Linked DNA regions of Homo sapiens: region 2 is linked to region 1. A link is an interaction called in ENCODE POLR2A ChIA-PET data of the cell type or tissue named here. Cell type or tissue: Panc1. All regions are shown on one strand. Links, peaks and the distances in the headings refer to the core of each region. The heading gives the core; the rest is flanking DNA.

Region 1 (2,815 bases), core at 10-2,509:
TGAGGGCCTTCTCTGATTGTTTGTTTATCAGCGAATATTTATTGGGCTCCTACTAAGGGCAGGTTCTGAGCTCTAGCTGGACGCACCAGCCCAGCCATCGGATGGTGGGAAACCGTCTCTAAGCGCTGGAAGCTTATCAGCGTGGGTGGGGACAGCATCCCTGGCTGTGAGGAAGGGCAGCCCATTTCTTTCTTTCTTTCTTTCTTTCTTCCTTCCTTCCTTCCTTCCTTCCTTCCTTCCTTTCTTTCTTTTTTTTTTTTTTTGAGACAGAGTTTTGCTCTTGTTGCCCAGGCTGGAGTGCAATGGCGCGATCTCGGCTCACTGCAACCTCTGCCTCCCAGGTTCAAGCAATTCTCTCACCTCAGCCTCCCAAGTAGCTGGGATTACAGGCATGCGCCACCATGCCTGGCTAATTTTTTTTGTATTTTTAGTAGAGATGGGGTTTCTCCGTGTTGTTCAAGCTGGTCTTGAACTCCTGACCTCAGGTGATCCGCCCACCTCGGCCTCCCAAAGTGCTGGGATTACAGGCGTGAGCCACCGAGCCCGGCCCGGGCAGCCCATTCCTCTCTTAGTAAATCACTACTGCCTGGCATCTGTTCCCCGACATTCTGAGTCCTTCCTAGTGTGATGTTCTCAAGCGTTTGCTCTCAAGACGAGGAGCCCAAATAGGAAAGGGCGGGATGGTTGGATTGGATTTCTGGCAAATTCAGGATCTCCAGGATTGATTGATTCATCTGTCCCTTCATCAATCATTTACACACGAACCCATGGGGTCCAAACTTGACGCACATTCTTGCTGGAACACAACCTGGCCTGACCCTTCCCTGCTCTGTGCCAGGCCCGCCCTGTGAACCCCAGATATGGTTGGGCTCTGCTGATGTCATGAATAATCTTAGCAACGCACGCCTTGTCAACTAGCCAGGGAGCTGACTGCCAAGAGAGGGAGGTTTGTGGTTTGACATCGTCCTTCCAGGAGACAAAGGGCCCACTCTCTGGCCACCAAGGAGTATTCTCCCATGCTCAGCGCTGGGAGAACCCACGTCCAGGACTGTGCCAGGCAGGCCCCTCTCCAGACTCGGGGAGGTGGAGGTCTGGGAGATGCCTCTTGTCCCGGGCACCTGGGGCTTGGCTGAGCTACCTGTGTCGCGGGGAGGGATGGGGGAGGCTCTCACTCTCTCACTCACACATCAGGAGTAGAAATGACAAATGACTCCCGCTGGGAACCCTGCCTGCCATCCTGCCGGATCATTTATCTCAGCAGCAAGTGATTTGCATACCGACAGGGTGGGAACTGCCTCTCTGCTCACCCTCCATTCCTTCTCCCACCCTGTTCCCACTCCAGCTCAACTCAAAACAGGGCTGCCTGCCCCAGCAGCCACCTTGGGTGTCACCCTAAAGTCCTTGAATGCCTCCTCCACTGAGACTGCTGAAAATGATTGCCATCTCTCCAAAAGGCTCCTATTAAATGGTGGAAGCTAACTCTAGGGAGCAAGTCAGCCCCTTCCTGGTTGTGGGGCCAGGGAAGAGGGGCTCAGGGCAAATGACACTGTGCCCTACTATTTGGATGTGCCCATGAGCATTTGCCCAGAAGGAGGGGAGTGGGAGGTGAAGGCTGACTGCCCACCCTTGCACCAGGTATCCTCACAGGCACCGTTACCCTGCTCAGCCTTCCAGCCTTGTTTTTCTTTCTTTCTTTCTTTCTTTCTTCTTCTTTTTTTTTGAGATGGGGTCTTACTTTGTTGCCCAGGCTGGAGTGCAGTGGTGCGATCATGGCTCACTGTAGCCTTGACTTCGTGGGCTCAAGTGATTCTCCCACCTCAGCTTCCTGAGTAGCCGGGACTACAGGCACGTGCCAGCATGCCTGGCTAATTTTTACATACATTTTTTGTAGAGATGATGTTTCACCATGTCGCCCAGGCTGGTCAAATTCCTGGGATCAAGCAATCCACCCACCTTGTCCTTCCAAAATGCTGGGATTACAGGTGTGAATCACTGTGCCCAGTTCCAGTCTCATTTTCTGGGGGGTGGAATGTTGCCCGAGGGCAAACAGGGGACAGGCAGGGTTTGAATCCCTTTCTCTCGACTCCAAAGTGTATAAGTACCTCTGAGTCTTCTTGTCACCAAGAGGCCACCTGCAACCTGGGGCATTCAGGGGAGAAAGGTCGCATGCTTAGGAAGCAGCAACCAGGTGCAGGTGCAGGGTGGTTGGAGGGTGTGGGCCAGGTGGCCTCTGCTTTCTTGCTTTCTTGTTCCCACTGCCTCTCTGTTTCCTGGTGACTTCATTCCTTCACCAGCCTGGCACCGCCACATGCCAGGAGACATCCAGATCCCCTCCATTTGCAGGGCCAGCCACTCAGGGTGGCACCTGGCTGGTCTCTAGCTGAGCGATGAGTTCCAGGTCGGGGGTGTGTCCCTGGGGATGAGGGGGTAAGGGCAGTGTAGGAAGTTCCAAAGGCTGGGAGGGAGGACAAGTCTCTAGGAGGTCAGGCTCAGGGGGCTGGGGTACCCCAGGGGAGAAGGGCCTGCACAGGCGACCCACTGGGGGTCTGTGCTGGTTTTGTCTAGGCTGGCCCTGCCCTCAAATCCCTTGCAAGCTGCCCTGCCTCAGGATGGAGGGAAGCCTCCTTCGACTTTATACCCAGTTAGAGCTTCAGGGGCCTTTGTGGAGTTCCCTCCTCCCAGGTCCTCTGCCCACCAGCTCTCTGAGCACTGCGCTCAGAGACCAGGCACAGCCCTGGAGGTTTCACTCAGTTTCTAGGCACAGCGGGGCCCGAGGAAGGCTTAGCATCTAAGCCAAGATAACAGTCTTCCTTTC
Region 2 (2,815 bases), core at 24-2,523, 110 kb after region 1:
CATTATAACAAAGAAAAGTGTTTATTGCATGCTGCTAAATGAATAAGGTAAAAACACACACTTACACAACATTAGTGTACAAGTGTGCAAAAAGATGATCAGAAATAAAAACACTTTACATAAACTTGGAGTTGTGGGGTTGTGGGTATTTTACATTTTTCTTCCTTACTTTTTTTCTATATTTTTCTAAATTTCTTATAATAATTATATATTCCCTCTTGTAATTAGAAAAAACTTTAGGTATACTAAATAAAGGTGTGAGTCATTGCTTAGAGAAAAGCCGGGAACGCCGGGAAAGCCGGGGATCTGTAATCTTACATCTGAGGGTTCTCTGGGCTTTAAAAAAATTATTCACCACCTACTGTGCATTTGGCACTAAATATTAGCTCTTTCTCTCGAATTTGTCTTGTAAAAATTATAGTTTAGCTTCCATGTTATATGTAAATTATTTATTAAAGTCTAGCATACATACAGAAAGTCACATACATTATAAATGCACAGCTTGATACATTTTCACTAAGTGAATATAGCTATGAAACCAGATCCCAGATCAAGAAACAGAACGTTACCAGTTCCCCAGAACCTCCCCCTTCCCCCGCCCGCCTGCTGCCTCCCAAGGCTCTTCTCATCACTATTGCTCCTAAGGTAAACACTGCCCTGGTTTCTGACAACAAAGGTTAGCTTGTTGTTGTTTTTGTCTCTGCCATCTTCATTCAGTGTCTGAAAGATTCTTCCAGGCTGTTAGGTATAGTCCTAGTTCATTCATTCTCATTGCCATGTAGCATTCAATGTTATAAATCTTACCACAGTTTATCTCTTCTAATGTTGATGGGTGCTGAGCTGTTTCCAGGTTTTTTTGTTTGTTTTGTTGTTGTTTTTATTTATTTATTTATTTTTATTTTTTGACGGAGTCTCGCTCTGTTGCCCAGACTGCTGGAGTGCAGTGGTATGATCTCAGCTCACTGCAACCTCTGCCTCCCGGGTTCAAGCAATTCTCCTGCCCCAGCCTCCCAAGTAGCAGGGACTACAGGTACGTGCCACCATGCCCTGTTAATTTTTGTATTTTTTGTAGAGACAGGGTTTCACCATGTTGGCCAGGCTGGTCTCGAACTCCTGGCCTCAAGTGATCCACCCGCCTTTGCCTCCCAAAGTGCTGGGATTCCAGGCGTGAGCCACAGCGCCTGGTCTGTTTCCGGTGTCTGACATTAGTATAATAGTATTTAACATTGCCGTGAACCCTCTTGTGCATATCTCTTGGTGAACAAATGTTTGCATTTCTATTGGGTCCATTCACCTTGCTTTTGAAGGATATTTTAGTTTTCTAGTCAATTTTTGGTTTCTTTTGGAATTTTAAAGATGTCATTCCATTCCACGTTTGTGTTGAGAATCAGCTATCATTTGAATTCTTGATCCTGTGAAGCTAATATGTTTTTGTTGTTGTTGTTGCTTTTGATATATTCTTTTTGTCTTTGCCTTTCAGCAAGTTTATGATGATGTACCAGGGAGACTGTGAATATGTGTGTGTGTGTGTGTGTGTGTGTGTGTGTGTGTGTGTGTGTGTGTGTGTTTATAATGCTTCTGCTTGGGGTTCTAAGTGCTTCTTGAATATGTGTCTTGATGTCTTTTGTCAGGTTTGAAAATTCCCAGCCGGTATCTCTTCAGATATTGCCTCTGCCTCTCCACCTACCTCCTCGTGGCCTGTGCCACTTCGAAACCGCTGAGTGCCTTGCAAACAACAGTGGCCCAGTGTGTCGAACTGACTTCTCTGGGCATCTTCTTTTCTCTCTGGGATCCTGTTGTCTCCTGATCCCTATAAATCCTGGCTTCCTAAATAGATCTGAATTCCAATGCTTGGCATCCAGCCCCATGGGATGGCTGAAACGGCTCAGTTTCTCCGTCTCTTAGGGGCTGTTGTCTTGTGAGCTTCTTGGCCCTCTGTCCAAGCCATTTATGGATCAACAGACACCCCAGGAAGGAAAGAAGTGTAGAATGTCATGATTAGCCCATGGGGTCTCCCTTCACTCTGGGGTCCTGGCCTGCCTGTTCAAGTCCTCCTGCCTTGAGAGCTCCTGGGTGTCTCACGTTACCCAGCTTTCTAGCTCTCAGTGGGGGACTGGTTGTCCATAGCGAGCCTGTCCCCTAGCACATCCTGACGAATGCAGCAGGGATCTCTGGTGTGCCTGTGGGCTCATTAAAAGAGAATGTAACTGTGGTTTTAGTCACAATGCCAGGAGGCCCCTGCAAGAGCTTCTAAGCCCTGAGGTTGGTATGTCCTCATGGATTAGTTCAGGGGGTTACAATGGAAACATTTGTTCCCTGAGAATCATGCCAGGGTCTTCAGTCTCCTTTAATTTATAGGAGAGTCTATTTCGGATTTTGGAAATCCACTTGATTTTCTGTATATTTATGAAGTGGCATTATCTATACAGCAGAAATGATAATTTATCCACAAATATTAAGCATCATGAAGTCTATCATATAAATCTGATGAGCAACTTATGGTTGGTAATTTTAGGATTGGCACAATACATTTATTTTTAATTTTAACCTTTTTTATAATTATAAAAGGAAGCTATACTCATTTATAAGAAAATTTTAGGACAACAGATATATAGGAAGAAAAAGTGAAAGCTTTCACAATCCTATCAATTTCAGTAACTATTAGTAATATGACATTTTAATCTGTATCATTTTCTGTGGATAGTAACACATATATGTATTGAAAAATAGAATTAGACTGTATATATTGTTCTGCAGTTTGCTCTTTTCATTCAGAAATACACTGCAGACATCTTCTGTGCTCAAGATCTCTTGA

What was found. Peaks named below come from ENCODE experiments on the same cell type or tissue, not always from the same donor. Only the 100,000 strongest peaks of a DNase experiment are listed, where the experiment ranks them.
Region 2: POLR2A ChIA-PET joins it to region 1 with 14 read pairs; 5 of 35 experiments call an interaction of 5 or more read pairs at or near these places.

The regions. Positions count from the first base shown.
Region 1 is chr17:77,923,297-77,926,111 of GRCh38, reverse strand. No RefSeq gene overlaps it. Among named protein-coding and RNA genes, the nearest start is that of TNRC6C, 34 kb to the left of the region's middle. In Panc1, for the core only: no CTCF peak of the experiment used is centred there; no DNase peak of the experiment used is centred there.
Region 2 is chr17:77,817,516-77,820,330 of GRCh38, reverse strand. All of the region lies in intron 1 of LOC105371908 (a long non-coding RNA gene), which reads left to right. Among named protein-coding and RNA genes, the nearest start is that of LINC01973, 65 kb to the left of the region's middle. In Panc1, for the core only: no CTCF peak of the experiment used is centred there; no DNase peak of the experiment used is centred there.